2 separate regions of the Homo sapiens genome follow, and region 2 is linked to region 1. The links are chromatin loops, found by intact Hi-C in ENCODE. Cell type or tissue: Caco-2. All regions are shown on one strand. Links, peaks and the distances in the headings refer to the core of each region. The heading gives the core; the rest is flanking DNA. Region 1 overlaps ADGRV1 (adhesion G protein-coupled receptor V1). Region 2 has its middle 11 kb from the start of CETN3.

What was found. Peaks named below come from ENCODE experiments on the same cell type or tissue, not always from the same donor. Only the 100,000 strongest peaks of a DNase experiment are listed, where the experiment ranks them.
Region 2: a loop joins it to region 1, with 14 times the contacts of the local background. A loop is called at or near these places in 53 of 110 quality-filtered maps.

What each region holds. Positions count from the first base shown.
Region 1 is chr5:90,779,145-90,787,491 of GRCh38, forward strand. ADGRV1 (adhesion G protein-coupled receptor V1) reads left to right here. Exons shown (of 90, transcript NM_032119.4): 65 at 2,286-2,434; 66 at 3,980-4,181; 67 at 4,694-4,913. Among named protein-coding and RNA genes, the nearest start is that of ADGRV1, 220 kb to the left of the region's middle. In Caco-2, for the core only: a CTCF peak has its summit at 4,758 (motif pointing left); a DNase peak (open chromatin) is centred at 4,737.
Region 2 is chr5:90,416,946-90,425,292 of GRCh38, forward strand. No RefSeq gene overlaps it. Among named protein-coding and RNA genes, the nearest start is that of CETN3, 11 kb to the left of the region's middle. In Caco-2, for the core only: a CTCF peak has its summit at 4,402 (motif pointing right); a DNase peak (open chromatin) is centred at 4,396.

The DNA of each region.
Region 1 (8,347 bases), core at 143-8,142:
AAGAGAGAAAGTTCTATTGTGTAGAGATTAATACTGAGCTCTAAAGCAGTTCTTTCCCTACTCTTTCTCAGATTTGTGTGACATTAGAACAGGACATACAAGGGAAATTATGACAATGACTGAGTTTTTTTTTTTAATTTTGTTAAATATAACTTCCCTCTGAAAATTGAAAGTATGTGTTTCTATTGTGTGGACTCACTCTGGGTAGCCAGGAAGTTGAATATGATAACGGCTTCTAATTGGTGAAGACACAGCCTAACAGCTCTCTAAATCAGAGGTCAGCTGGTGTGGCTGAATTTGCTTCTTTTGATTTCCATACTTGTGAAAGGGCTGAAGGGAGGGATTTCTTTCATTGGTGCATCTGAAGTCTGTATCGTCTTCTCTGTGGGTGAATGACATAGATGCTTGCCCCATAGTTTTAAAGTGGGGAAAAATTTGAGTGAAAGCTAGTTGGCCATTAATGTGCACCATGTTTTCAAGGAAGATAATGAATTAACCTTAATGAGTCTCTTTCATTCCCTGATTTAGTGAGGCAGATTTGATGAGGTGGAAAAACATCTTTAGCATGTTTAAGTACTCACAGGTTCTGCAGCTCACAGGTTGAGAGAGACCTACCAGCATCTCTGCCCAGATAGCAGATAGGTGGGCCCTTCAACTAGAGTAATGCCTGCATTTAGAAGAATCATAAAGACATTTTTCTTGTGCATGAAAATATTTTTGCCTTTGTAATGTGAATATCATGCTTTAAAAACTTTTTAAACTAAAATATGTTACTCAGTGACTTAAGTGTATATCATCCCATCTGGGAAAAAAATATTGTGGGCTCACATACCCTTCAAATTTTAGATTTCCCAAAAATGCTTCTATGCCTGGCAATGAGAGTGAATTTGTACTCCTAGTAAATATAGTAAAAAGTTTGAGCTGATCACTGACTATTTTAATTAAATAAATGCAATTTGGTAAAAGTAGTCGTTTAGTGTGAGATCATATTTGTGTTACTGACCAGCTAGAGCTTGAGGATTTTGTCTTCTTTGCTACTGTTTTTTTAAAAAGCAGTTTCTATGTAAGTTTAATTCTGGGGAAACAAGTTTTTCCTTCCAGATAAATTTCTAGGTTTTCTTTGATCTCAAAAGGTAAGTAGTACAATTAGCTAATCTACAGCCCATCTCAGACTACTGGTAACAGTTACTCTTATCATTTAATATTCTAAATCTCAATTTTCTAATTTTGCCTTTTATATAATTCGCCAACTTTCAACCTTTCAACTCTAGGTAGGGTATAAATACCAGAATAGAATTTGGGAATTGAAGGAAGGACTAAAATGGTTTATCGGCATTTTTTAGCATGAGGAATTAAAGTCATATTTTAAAGCCTTGGAAGTTGAAGCTTTGTTTGATGGGAATAATATTAATCTAAAAAAAGACTTCTTTTGCAGAAGTATCATTACAGAAGTAAACTACCATCTATATTAAGGATAGAGGAATTGATTATGATTGGTTTCTGTAGAAATTGAAATACTTTTCTTTCTTTTTTATTTTTCTTTCTTTCTTTTTCTTTCTTTCCCTTTTTCTTTCTTTCCAAAGTCTTGCTGTGTCACCCAGGACAGAGTGCAGTGGCACAATCATAGCTCACTGCAACTTTGAATGCCTGGACTAAAGGGATCCTCTCACCTCATACTTCTAAATAGCTATGACTGCAGGCATGTGCCATCATGTCTGGCTAATTTTTTAAAATTAGTTTTTAGTAGAGACAAGGTCTCACTCACTATGTTGCCCAGGTTGGTATTGAGAGATATTTCTTTTGAATCTTGATGATTTAGTTTGAAATTTAATTAGTGTCATGACACTCACTATTTCTTTGAATAAATCATCTTAACCTAACACTGTAAATCTCAAGGCCGCCTGCTTACTTACCTATCTCTGAGTGCACTAGGTCTATTACTGTATATGTATGTATTCAGCCGTGATTCCCAAAGGTTCATTTTATGACAGCATCTTTCTGATTTCCTCACAGTTTATTATCTTCCCATTGCCCAAGTTTAGTAACTTTATATTAGTTTTGGCTTCGTACAGGCACCACTCATTGGGAGCAACACAGAAATCTGTTTCAAAACATCATTTCAGGAAAAAGAGAATATTTTAGCGTTGAGGATCTTTAAAAGTATTGCAGTACTTTATAGAACTAAGTTGTAGGAGCTAAGAGGATCTTTTAATTCATGCTATGCAATTATGTATTTTTTGTTGTTGTTGTATTTTATTTTATTTTGATTTGTATGACTTTGGAAGAGGGTATGATTTTACCATTCAAGAAAATGGACTTCAGATAGATCAACCTCCTGAAATAGGAAACATCTCCATTGTTCGCATCATAATAATGAAAAATGATAACGCAGAAGGCATCATTGAATTTGACCCAAAGTATACTGCCTTCGAAGGTAGGTTCAGTCAGCTAGCTTGTAAGTAAGTTTACTACCACTTTCCAAATTACATTAGTTTGAATTTCCGTGTGTAAATTGTTTTAGTTTGGTGTGGGTGTGTGTGTTTGTGTTTACACATATACACTTTTATATTTATTTACTTATTTGAAATACATTTTCAGTTATCTTTGGGTAGTCTTGAACCTTACTGTGAATGGCAATGTTAGGAACAAGCCTGTCTAGAAAAACTATGTTTAACATTAGGATTATTAAAATGTTTCTGTTTCAAACATTTTAATGAAAGCCTTTGTAATTTGTGCATATTTAATTTCCTATGTGACTAGAAATCAGTGAATATTCACTTCCTAATGAATAATCATCTTTGAAATGAATATTTTACTGGCCTAGAGATGCAGGTAGTATCTGGATCCTTGATCTTGCTTTCTCGAAACAGTCCCCAGTAGCAGCTTGCCTAATATTGCCAATTCTTTCCTCTTGTAGAAGCAGAATACAGAATATATGGTTATATTCCTTCCCAGGTAGGAAGAGATGGCTGCCTTTCTAGGAAATGATTTTATTCAAAGGCAGAATATGAATATGACTTTAAAAATAAATATCTTACTGCTGCATTTAACCTGATTGGCTTCATTGCCTCTATCAAAATTCTTTGGTTATCTAGCCATTTTTAAAGTTCATAAAAAATTGCTTTAGGAGTTGGTTTATAATGAGTTTATGGGTAAGTTGTGGAATACATCACTATTTTGTGAACTTCAATCTGTACCTGGAAAAAATCATATTACATTTTTGCATTAAGAAATAAATGAGACTTGGAATTTTTTCAGTTCATTGTTTTCTGTTAGATTCATTATCTTTGGGAATTTTGGTCAGTGTATATTTATATTTATAATATACATTGAGTATTATTTAGCCATAGCTAATGTGAGCCCTATTAAATTATATTTTAATATGCAGAATTTAGCATAGCTTAAGAAATATATTTTTGAAAATAATGTTTAAGTTGAAATCAAACATTGAAGACACATTTTCAGATTCACAAGTAGATTTCATAGGAACTGAAAATGTAATCAAATTGTACTTGTATCTGGACTTTTAAAAATTCATATGATATACATATCATAAACCTCATTTATTTATATTACCATATTTATATTTCAATTGAATGTGTGGAAGCAATCCAGAGTGGTTTCCTATGAGCACAAACAACTTAAATGTTTTTTTGTATCCATCTAACATTGTCTTAGAAAGCAAGGATCATTTGTTTTTATGTAGTACACAGGGAGAATGCCAATGCTACTGATTAAATACATTGTTTAAATGCTAATTGTACTGTTCTCTGTAACTTTCAACATCTGATAAACTATGTTCCTCCTAAAAAATGTCATGAGGTTTTCACTAATCCCCCTTTAAAATGATAAAAGAACTATGAAAACATAGAGTGCTTACTTTGTGCCATTATGTTTAATTGCCAGGTTTAATTTGGCTGAATCTTATAAGTTAGTTGCTCTGTCTGGCTTACCAATTAATTCCAAGTTCCCATTACAGTGGAGGAAGATGTTGGGCTGATCATGATCCCAGTGGTGAGGCTACATGGAACTTATGGCTATGTGACAGCTGATTTCATCTCTCAGAGCTCCTCTGCCAGTCCCGGAGGTGTTGATTACATTTTGCATGGCAGTACAGTCACCTTTCAGCATGGGCAAAACTTAAGTTTTATAAATATCTCCATCATTGATGACAATGAAAGGTTGGTATATAGAAAATAATGTGGGCACATATAAGACATAAGTATTGTGTTCAAACTCTTACATATGTTTTGCACTGACAATAGAACTTTAGATAATATGTGTCCATTGGAAAACAACAGGTGAAATACTTTTGGGGTACTAGGGGTAGGGAAAGAGGGGCTAGGAGACGATGTGGTTGCATATGTCACTTCATTTCAAATAAAGGAAATAATATTTTCTGTTTCTCTAGACTTAAATAATCTAATCAGAATGTGGAAACATTCTTTAATTCACTTTCTTTATGCATTAAGCAATTAAAAAGAGGGCAAGAAAGTCCCTACAACTGCCCTAGGTCATGTAATATTGATGTTAATCATTCATTCTTTTAGCTAAGCACCCACTTCTTACCACTTGATGTGTGACTACTGTGCCTTGAATATGTATGACCAATTTGGAAAATGACTGGTTATTGGGATTTTACAAGCACTTTAATATGTTTAGACTCACAGAATTGCTCCTTCTTGCCATGCAGTGAATTTGAGGAGCCCATTGAAATTCTACTCACTGGAGCTACTGGAGGAGCGGTCCTTGGGCGCCACCTAGTGAGCAGAATCATAATAGCTAAGAGTGACTCTCCCTTTGGAGTTATAAGGTTTCTCAATCAAAGCAAAATTTCTATTGCTAATCCCAATTCCACAATGATTTTATCACTGGTGCTGGAGCGGACTGGAGGACTCTTGGGAGAGATTCAGGTAGATTTATGTTCCCCATGACTTTAAATATAATTTTTGATAGACTGAGTATGGTAGTGTGTTTTCTCATTGCCCAAGTATATTTCTTTATTCACAGCCAATCAATATTTATTAATTATCTTGTATGTGTACAGCAGCTTTTGAGCCAGATTAAGTACATAAAAATGTATAAGGCATACATCTGTCCTCAGGGAACCTTGAGGGCTTGTTAGAAATGAAGTGAATGATTCTGATAAAATTCATTAATTCAACAAGTATTTGTTGAGTGCTTTCTGTGTGTCACACACTGTTCTAGGTACTGAGAATATACTGAGGAACTAGATAGACCTCATCTCCGTTCTTACAGAGTTTTCATTTTATTAAGCAGAGCTGAGCAATAAACAACTAAAAATAAATTGATCTGATAACAGTAAGGGCTCTGCTTGTAAAATTGGGAGACACAATTGCGAGTGCTGTTGGTGAGGATGTGATATTTCAGCTGAAAGATGCATTAGGAGAAAGAGGTTAGAAGGGTGAGCATTTGGGCAGAAGGAACAATAGCTTCTGCAGAGGCATAAGCTGGCATGTTTCAGGCATGGAGGGGTTCATGTGGTCGGGGCCTGGAGTTAAGGGGATAACAGCACAGGATAGACCAGAGGGCCCAATAGATGTTCGATCACATGGAACCTCCTAAGCCAGGTTAAAGATGTCCATTGCTCAATGAAATAAAAGAGGACACAAACAAATGGAAGAACATTCCATGCTCATGGATAGGAAGAATCAATATAGTGAAAATGGCCATACTGCCTAAGGTAATTTATAAATTAAATGCCATCCCCATCAAGCTACCAATGACTTTCTTCAAGGAATTGGAAAAAACTACTTTAAACTTCATATGGAACCAAAAAAGAGCCCACATTGTCAAGACAATCCTAAGCAAAAATAACAAAGCTGGAGGCATCATGCTACCTGACTTCAAACTGTACTACAAGGCTACAGTAACCAAAACAGCGTGGTACTGGTACCAAAACAGATATATAGACCAATGGAACAGAACAGAGGCCTCAAAAATAACACCACACATCTACAACAAACCTGACAAAAACAAGCAATGGGGAAAGGATTCCCTATTTAATAAATGGTGTTGGGAAAACTGGCTAGCCATATGTAGAAAGCCGAAACTGGATCCCTTCCTTACACCTTAGACAAAAATTAATTCAAGATGGATTAAAGACTTAAATGTTAGACCTAAAACCATAAAAACCCTAGGAGAAAACCTAGGCAATACCATTCAGGACATAGGCGTGGGCAAGGACTTCATGTCTAAAACACCAAAAGCAATGGCAACAAAAGCCAAAATTGACAAATGGGATCTAATTAAACTAAAGAGCTTCTGCAAGGCAAAACAGACTACCATCAGAGTGAACAGGCAACCTACAGAATGGGAGAAAATTTTTGCAATCTATCCATCTGACAAAGGGCTAATATCCAGAATCTACAAAGAACTCAAACAAATTTACAAGAGAAAAACAACCCCATCAAAAAGTGGTCAAAGGATATGAGCAGACATTTCTCAAAAGAAGACATTTATGCAGCCAACAGACACCTGAAAAAATGCCGTCATCCCTGGTCATCAGAGAAATGCAAATCAAAACCACAATGAGATACCATCTCACTCCAGTTAGAATGGCGATCATTAAAAAGTCAGGAAACAACAGATGCTGGAGAGGATGTGGAGAAATAGGAACGCTTTTACACTGCTGGTAGGAGTGTAAATGAGTTCAACCATTATGGAAGACAGTGTGGCGATTCCTCAAGGATCTAGAACTAGAAATACCATTTGACCCAGCCATCCCATTACTGGGTATATACCCAAAGGATTATAAATCATGCTGCTATAAAGACACATGCACACGTATTTTTATTGCGGCACTGTTGACAGTAGCAAAAACTTGGAACCAACCCAAATGTCCATCAATGATAGACTGGATTAGGAAAATGTGGCACATATACACCATGGAATACTATGCAGCCATAAAAAGGATGAGTTCATGTCCTTTGCAGGGACATGGATGAAGCTGGAAACCATCATTCTCAGCAAACTAACACAAGGATGGAAAACCAAGCACTGCATTTTCTCACTTATAGGTGGGAATTGAACAATGAAAACACTTGGACACAGGGCAGGGAACATCATACACTGGGGCCTATTGGGGGGTGGGGGGCTAGGGGAGAGATAACATTAGGAGAAATACCTAATGTAAATGACGAGTTGATGGGTGCAGCAAACCAACATAGTACATGTATACCTATGTGTCAAACCTGCACGTTGTGCACATGTACCCTTGAACTTAAAGTATAATAATAAATAAAAGATTTCATTCTAAGTGCAAATAGGATGCCATTAGAAAATCGTAAGCCAGAGAACAATGTCACCAGATTGTCTTTTAAAGCAGCTCATTTAAGTCTAGTGCAAGGAAAATGGATTCAAGAAGCTGGTGGGGCAGCATAGGAGCAGGAAGGATGGCTAGGAGGCTGTTTATTTCCCTCTACTCTCCATGTCAAAGCTGATGGTGGCTCAGACAAGGTGGTGGAAATAAAGATGGCGAGAAGTGGGTATACATTGATATTTGGAAGAAAAATTCATTGGGCTAGAAGTAGAGGCTGAGGGAAAGACAGGAATCAAGGATAACTCCTTGAATTTAAGTTTGAGCAGCTGGATAATTTGTAGGGTTGTTTACTAAGATGCAGAAGCTCAAGGAGAAATTAAGAGTTCTGTTTTGGGCGTGTTCTTCTGAGATACTACTGACATCCCAGGGGAGGGTGGTCACATAGGCAGGGCAGCATGCGACTGTGTGTTGTGGGGTGGTCAGGGCTGCAGATGCAGGTCTGGAAGATGTTGACACATGGGGAGGTGTTTGAACACGTGGGGCCTAAGGGGCATATCTGGAAACAGGAAGGATATGGTGCTGAGTCCTGAGCTTCCACCATTTAGAGATCAGAGGAAGGAGAACCAGCAGAGAAGCTTGAGAAGTAAAGGAGGAGGAAAACTAGGAAAGCAGGTGGCACATGAGTATCACATAAGCCAAGACGACAGGACATGGTGTTTCAAGAAGGAAATAGTCAGCTGGAGGGCTGCTGATGAAAGATTAAGAAGCAAAAACAAGTGCCCAATGTTCTTTCTTTGTAGATTGTGTGAGAGGCATACCATTTCAAATCATAGAAATGTAGAAAACTTTGTTTCTTATAACAATGTATGAAGATTTCCGTGTCTTTTACACTAGGAATATAAGTAGATTTAGCATTTTTGCATGGTCTACAGCAGAGTTTTTCCATGGTTTTGTTGTCTTATTTATATAGGTTTTGATTGGCACAGCCTGTGCACACAGCAGGACAGTATTGTACTTATATATTTTTAAAATGTTTATATTTCTCTAATACGTATTTTAATATAG
Region 2 (8,347 bases), core at 297-8,296, 360 kb before region 1:
AAAAAGAACTCAGTAAAAAGAAAAAAGCTATCAAGCCATGAAATAACATGAAGGAAACTTACATGCATATTACTAAGTAAAAGAAGGCAAATCTGAAAGGCTACATACTGTATGATTCCAACAATGTGACATTTTGGAAAAGATAAAAACTACGGAGGCAGCAAAAAGATCAGTGGCCATCAGGGATCAGGCAGAGGAGGCATGAATAGGCAGAGCACAGAGGATGTTTAGGGCAGTGAACACTATTCTATATGATCCTATAATAATGGACAGATTTAATGATATATTTGTTAATACCCATGGAATGTACAACACCAAAAGTGAATCTTAATGTGAGCTCTTTACTTCAGATGATAATAATGTGATAACACATCAATGTGTTACTGGCAGGTCTTTGTTCTTAAGAGTTCCCAAGATGGTGGCGGGCCACTCCCAAGATGGTGGCAAGCCTTTTGCTCTCTGACCTGGAGTTCTTGGCCTCACAGATTCCAAGGAATGGAACCTTGGGCCATGCAGTGAGTGTAATAGCTCTATTAGAAGCTGTGGGTCATGGAAGAGAACTGTGGAACCCAGCGACTAGTGTTCAGCTTGATTAGGACGAACCTGGGCACTTAGCTGCACAGGAACAATGGTGAGCCTTTAGCCCCATCAGGAGTGGCAATGGGTGCCTCACTGGATCAGAAGTGCAGTGGACACCCTGCTGGATCTGGAGGGTGGAAGTCAGCAGCAGTGTCTGCAATGACAGCGATCAGCAGTGGTGGACAGTGAGCGAAAGCTCAGCTCGAGCCAGAACAAACAGGGACCAGAAGAGTGTGCAGTTGCAAGATTTAATAGAGTGAAAACAGAGCTCCCATACAACAGGAGGGCACCCAAAGGGAGTTGCCACTGCTGGCTGGAACGCCTGGGTTTTTATCCTGATCATTGTCCCTCCCCCTGTGCTCTCAGGTGATAGATGATTGACTATTTCTTTACCTCCTGCTTTTAGCCTAATTGGTATTTTAGTGAGCTGAGTTACAAGCCCTGTGTTTAAAGGTAGGTGCAGTCACTTCCCCAGCTAGGCTTAGGAATTCTTAGTCAGCCTAGGAAATCCAACTAGTCCTGTCTCTCAAATGTAGGTTCATCAGTTGTCATAAATATACCTCTCTCATGCAAGATGTTGATAGTAGGGGAGAGGTTGCACAAGTATAGGGGCAGAGGATACGTGAGCTCTGAAATTTCTGCTCAATTTTGCTGTGAACCTAAAACTGCTCTAAAAAATGGTCTATTTTCTTAAAAAGATGAGACTGTTGGAGTACTTAAAATGTATTACCTCTGGGAAATGGGAAATGAGACACTGATTACCTATTCCAACTGAGACCAATTGCCCAATTGCTTTTTAGATCTGTAAAACAACAGTTGGATTCCTTGGTTAAACTCACTGTTTCTCATATTTCACATCTTCATCCTGTTATGTTTCACTCTTACTTTGCTGGAGTATATCTTCAGGAACTCAGAAATGGTATATGACAGGCAAATTTTCTAAATTCTTTATTTTGTCCCCACAACTGCTTTCACAGTTGAAACAGAAAATGGAAAAGAATGGGACAGGCGACTTTTACCCTTATGAACTATATTTAGTAAACCACATCTATGAAGTACTTTGATAAAAATGCAGAATAGAAGGAAAAATTCATCTGGACAAAATGTATTCTACAGTCCATTGGGAAAATAAAGTTAGATCCACATTTCAGATTTTGTATCAAAATACAATCAAAACAAGTTGAAAGTTTAACTATAAAAAAAGTTAAAAGAACATATACTTAGTTTAATAATTTTAGAATTCAGAAAGACTTCCTCAGCATAATTACCAACATTAGAAGCCATAAAATAATGATAGATCTGAGTACACAAATGTACTTTTTTTTTTTTTTGAGACAGAATCTTGTTTTGTCACTCAGGCTCGAGTCCAGCGGTGCAATCTCAGTTCACTGCAACCTCTGCCTCCCAGGTTCAAGCGATTCTCCTGCCTCAGCCTTCCAAGTAGCTGAGAGTACAAGCCCGTGCCACCAATCCTGGCTGATTTTTGTATTTTTAGTAGAGATGGGGTTTCACCACGTTGGTCAGGCTGGTCTCGAACTCCAACCTCGGGTGATCCACCTGCATTGGCCTCCCAAAGTGCTGGGACTATAGGCGTGAGCCACCGTACCTGGCCCAAGTGCACATTTTTATATAAATAAAATATCTTTATATAAATAAAATACACACCAAGCTATTTAACCAGTGGTTAACTCTGGAGAGAACAATGGCAACTGGAGAAAGGGATCAGGAAGGATCTTCAGTGGAAAGTACCGAAACGGCAAAACAGAAAATAATAAATTGGGCTTCACCAACAAAACAGAAAATAAATAAATTGGACTACACCAACAAACCAGAAAATAAATAAATTGGGCCTCACCAAAGCTAAAAACTTTTGGGCATCAAAAGATACTATGAAGAGAGTGAAAAAGAAACCCACGTGGGAGAATGGGAGAAAATATTTGCAAATCATATATCTGAAAAAGGACTGATATTCTGAATATATAAGGAACTCCTATAACTGAACAACAGAAAAACAAACAATTCAAAAATAGGCAAAGGACTCGAATAGACGTTTTTCCAAGAAGACATAGGAATGAACAATATGAACATGATAAGATATTCAACATCACTAACCACTAGGGAAATGTAAATAAAAATCATGATGAGATACCACTTCATATCCAACATCTGAAAATAGCAGATATTGGCAAGGATGTGAAGAAATTGGAACTCTATACATTGCAGGTGGGAATGTAAAATGGTAGAGATGCTGTGGAAAACAGTATGGCAGCTCCTCAAAAAATACACGTGATTCATGTGATTCAACAATTCCACTTCTGGGTATATACCCAAGAGAAATGAAAATAGAGGCTAGAACAGATAGCTGTTTACCCATATTTGTAGCAGCATTATTCGTAATAGCCAAAAGATAGAAACAACCCAAATGTCCATTGGATAAATCAAATATAGTCTGTAAATACAGTGGAATATTATTCAGCCTTAAAAAGTAATGAAATCCTGATATATACTACAACATGTGTGAACTTTGAAAACATCGTTAAATGAAATAAGCCAGATACAAAAGGACAAATATGATTCTGCTTAATTGAGGTACCTAGAATAGGGAAATTCATAGAGATAGAAGGTAGAATGGTGATTATCAGGGATTGGAAGAAGGGGAGAATGGAGAGTTATTGTTTAATGGGCATAGAGTCTCAGTCTGAGATTATGAAAATACAGGAGACAGAGGAACCATTTTAAAAAAAATTTTTAAGGTACATTGTGAGGAAACAATCAGATGAATCCAGAAAGTAAAACATTCCTTAGGAACTGGCCATTCTCTTCAGTAAGCCAGTGCAAGAAAAAAGGCAGTAAATTAGATTGAAAAAGATTGAAAGGATATTACAGCCAGATAAAATGTCTTGTCCCAGATTAGATACTACTCTGGACAAAGCTGCTGTAAAAGGCATCATGGAGACAACTGAGGAAATTTGAATATGAATTAGGAATTCGGGGATATAAAGAAAATATTATTAATTTTTTTCAGGCATTATAAGAATACTTTGCCCATGTATGAAAATGTTCTCTTTTTTTAGAAATGCAAACTGTGTTTAGAGGTGAAATGTTCAAAATCTCTGTAATTTACTTTAAAATAATATACAAAAATATTTTAAAATTGGGATACAATGATAAATAATGTTATGTCATCTAATTCCTAATTCATATTCAAATTTCCTCAATTGTCTCCATCATACCTTTTATAGTAGTTTTGTCCAAACCAATATCTAATCTGGGACAAGACATTTTATCTAGTTGTAATATCCTTTAAGTCTGTTTTTGAGTTGGTGCAAAAGTAATTGTGGTTTTTGCCATTATAAAGAAACTAAGGGGAATTAGATAGGAGGTGACCAGGGATTGAGTACTATAGATTTGCAATCTCTGAGAAAGTGACATTTGAGCTGAGATATTAAGTGATTGCCAGCTATGTCAGTTCAGGTCCTCCAAGGTCTAGATGACAAGACAGGATTAGTTTTAAAATAGATCAGAAAACACCTGTGAAGGATACAAGCAAGAGAAGGCAGGAGAGTCTTCAAACCACAATGCAGTTCTGGCACCTGGGAAAGGAGAGCAGGAAAGAAAGAGGATTGGATAGGAAGATTTTCAAGAGTGCAGCACAGTTGTGAGAAAGTCTCAGGCCAATGGGAGCCCCAAAGTAGAAACTGCCTATCAGAGGAGTCCTGCCTTGGGCAAGAATGGCCCAGCTGTGGTGTCCCTACTGACCATCCCATCGATACTGCTCAGTCGTTGGCTGGATGCAGTTAGCCTCAGTATGAATGCTGATGTGGGTCACAAGTCACGGCCACTAGAGAGTGCTAACTCTGCTCCTCACAGCAGGTTCTCTTGAAGGGAAATCTGAGCGGCATACCTTCATAGCTATCCTTCCAGCCTTGCAAAGATCTGGAGGGAGAGTCTATCAAGAGGAGGAAATGGCAAAGGCAAAGTCCCTAAAATATAGGAAAATTGTTGGTATATTTGAGGAAAAGAGAAAACTGAGTAAGTTTGCAGCATAATGAGAGTGGCAAACTGGCACAAGAAGTCAGATTGATAAGCAGAGACGTCGTCATATGGAGCTGAAAAGACTATGATGAGGGGGTAAATTTTATTCCAAGTATAATGGAAATCCATCAACCAGTTGTTTTAAGCAGTGACTTATTATGATCTGATTTAGGTTTTAGATTCAAACTTCCTAAAACATTAATCTGTATTTATAGCATCCATTTCTTCATATTTCATTTTCTCCCAACCCACAGCAAGTTTGATATTCATCCTCACCTCTCTATTGAAAATGCTTTTACTAGGTTACCAAAAGCTTGTTAATTGCTAAGTTCAATTGCTTCTTTCTAATTCCCATCCTAGTTGTCTCCTGGGTCACATCTACACTTAGCCACTCACTCCTTAAAATTTCTCTCATGGCTGCTTTTCACTACTCCTTTCTAATTTCCTTCTATGGCTTTTTAAAATCCATTCCCTAAATTTTTTTATTCTCAATTATATCTTTAATACTTTCCTGTTATCCCAAGGCACCCTCACCTGCTAAATTTCACCTACATGCTGATGACTCCAAAATTTCTTTTTTTTTTTTACCTCTAGCCCTCTATTCACACTCTTCAAACCTAGATTTTCATATGTGAGTCATTCATTTCCACCTCAGAGCATAATATACCAAAACAAAAATCATTACCGTCCTTAAGAATGCTTCTTATGTCCTGGTGCGGTGGCGCACATCTATAATCCCAGAATTTTGGGAGGCTGAAGTGGGTGGATTGCTTGAGCTCAGGAGTTTGAGACCAGCCTGGGCAACAGGGCAAACAAAACGTTGTCTCTACAAAAAAATACAAAAATTAGCTGGGCATGGTGGCACAGGCCTGTAGTCCCAGCTACTCGGGAGGCTGAGGTGGGAGAATCACTTGAGCCCGGGAGGTGGAAGTTGCAGTGAGCTATGATCATGCCACTGCCCTCCAGCCTAGATGACAGAGTGAGAATTTGTATCAAAAAGAAAAAAAGAAAATTCTTCTTATATATTCTCTTTCTTGGATAATGACATCACCAGTCACGCAGTTCACATAACTTCTTGAAATAACATTTACCTCCTCACTTATGGTCAAAGTATAATTTTCAAAATTTAAAGATATGACTGTCGTATAATTATAGAATGAATAGGTTTCAAATGTCTGTCTCTTTAATGAGATAACAAGCATGATGGTAAAGCTGGCTTATAGAAAAATTAGGGAAACAGTATACATAGCGAGTCACAAAAGATACGTTTAAAGTTATAAGCTGAAATAAGTTTGCTAAATTACAATGTCATACAAGTTAATGTTCTATAGGTCAAAATAAACTATAGCCTTTGGAGTTATGTTCTCTGCTAGATAAAAATGATTTGCTTCTCTATAGGGCAAAAATCTACAAGTTAACTTTTTACACAGTATTAGTTCTAATAAATGGCATATAAATCAAACAAAGGTATATCTCTTGGAGAATAAAATAATCATTGGGTAGATCTATTAAGCAATGCTCCAGGATGACACACAGTCATTCTTTGGCCTTATTTCCAAGTTCTGGATATTATTTTCTCATACTTGCTGTTGATCTTAAATAGCCATTATGTGGTGATGGAGCTATATTTTAAAGACAAATCTGCCTGACTTCAATGCCTATGTTTTTCCTCACAAAGAATGTGAGTTGCTGGCTAATGCAAATCCATGCATAAGATGAGATGTAAGGACTGAGAAGAGGCCTCTGCTTTTCAAAATCAGTAGGACACAGTGATTAAAAGAGTACGGCATTAGACAAAGAAAGAAAAATATATCAATAGGTAGACCTGCTTATACAGTCCATATGATCTACTACAAAGGCACCAATACAATTCAATGGGAAAAAGAAGACCTTTATAATAAATGGTGGGGCAGCAACCAGATATAACACACATAAAAAGACATGAACCTTGATTCCTGCCTTGTACCATACACAGAAATTTACTTGAGATTAATCATATACCTATATGTAAAATAAAAAGCTATAAAGATTCTGAAAGAAAGTATAGGGGAATATCTTTATGACTTTGGGGCAGGCAAAATTTCTTAAACAGAACTTAAATAGCCCCAATCATGAAATTAAAACTTGAAAAATTAGACATTACCAAAACTAAACATTTCTGCTCATCAAAGACACCAGTAGAAAAATGAAAAGGCAAGTCACAGACTGGGAGGAAAAATTTACAATACACATACCTGACACAGCATTACAAATCAATTATAAAAAGACTAAACATCCAATAAGAATAATGAATAAAAGATTTCAACGGCACTTCACAAATGTGGCTATCTCAATAAACACATGAAAAAGTATTTAACATAATTAGTTAAATACAAGTTAAAACCACAATAAATAATGTCATGCAGGCACCAAAATGGCTAAAATTAAATTTAAAAAATTTTAGATCAGGAGCAGGTTGCTCATGCCTGTAATTCCAGCACTTCAGGAGGCCAAGGCGGGCGGATCATTTGAGGTCAGGAGTTCAAAACCAGCCTGGCCAACATGGTGAAACCCCAACTCTACTAAAAATAAAATTTGCCAGGCGTGGTGGTGGGTGCCTGTAATCCCATCTACTCGGGAGGCTGAGGCAGGAGAATCGCTTGAGCCCAGGAGGCAAAGGTTGCAGTGAGTTGAGATAGCGCCACTGCACTCCAGCCTGAGTGACAGAGCGAGACTCCATCTCAAAAAGAAAAAAAAAAAAAAATTTAAAGACTAATGATATCAAATGGTGGCAAGAATGTGGATCAGCTCTCAAAATTGCTGGTATGAGTACAAAATGATACAACCACTTTGTAAAATTGTCTGTCTTTCTCTACTAGTGTTAAACATTCACTTACCTTATGACACAGCAGTTTCAGTTGTAGGTATTTACTCAAGAGAAGTGCATGTCCCCACAAAAAACTTTCACAAGACTGATCATTGCAGCTTTATTCACAATAACCCCAAACTGAAACAATTCAAATGTCCACTAACAGGCAAAAGAACAAACAAGTTGTGATATATTCCTACAATGGAATAGTATCAGTGATAAAGGAAAAAAATAAAAATAGAATACTTCTAGTGTAGTCTACAACCAGGTTGCCCCTCCTGCATATTGTTTTGAGTGAAGTAAGTCAGATATAAAAGATATATAAAAGACTACACACAATGAATATGTAGTATAGGATTCCATTTATAGAAAGTTCAACAACAAGCAAAAGTAAACAATGTTTATAGAAATCAGAGTAGGGTTTACCTCTGGATAGGCAGGGATGGAGGTTGTAGTGATAATATGTTCTGAAAAGAAACACAGTTGAGTTTTACGGGGTTTTGGAAATGTTTTGTGTCTTGATCTGCATGGTGGTTACCTGGGTGTATACATGTAAAAATAATCTAACTGTTCATTTAAGATTAGTGCACTTCAGCAAAGGAAAATGTCAGCAGAGTGAACAGACAACCTACAGAATGGGATAAAAATTTTTCAACTATGCATTTGACAGAAGTCTAATATCTAGCATCCATAAGGAACTTAAATTTACAAAAAAAAACCCATTGAAAGTGGGGCAAGGACATAAACAGACAAAAGATGACATATATGCGGCCAACAAGCATATGGAGAAAAAGCTCAACATCACTAATCATTAGAGAAATGCAAATCAAAACAACAAAGAGCTACCATATCTCACCAGTCAGAATGGCTACTATTAAAAAGTCA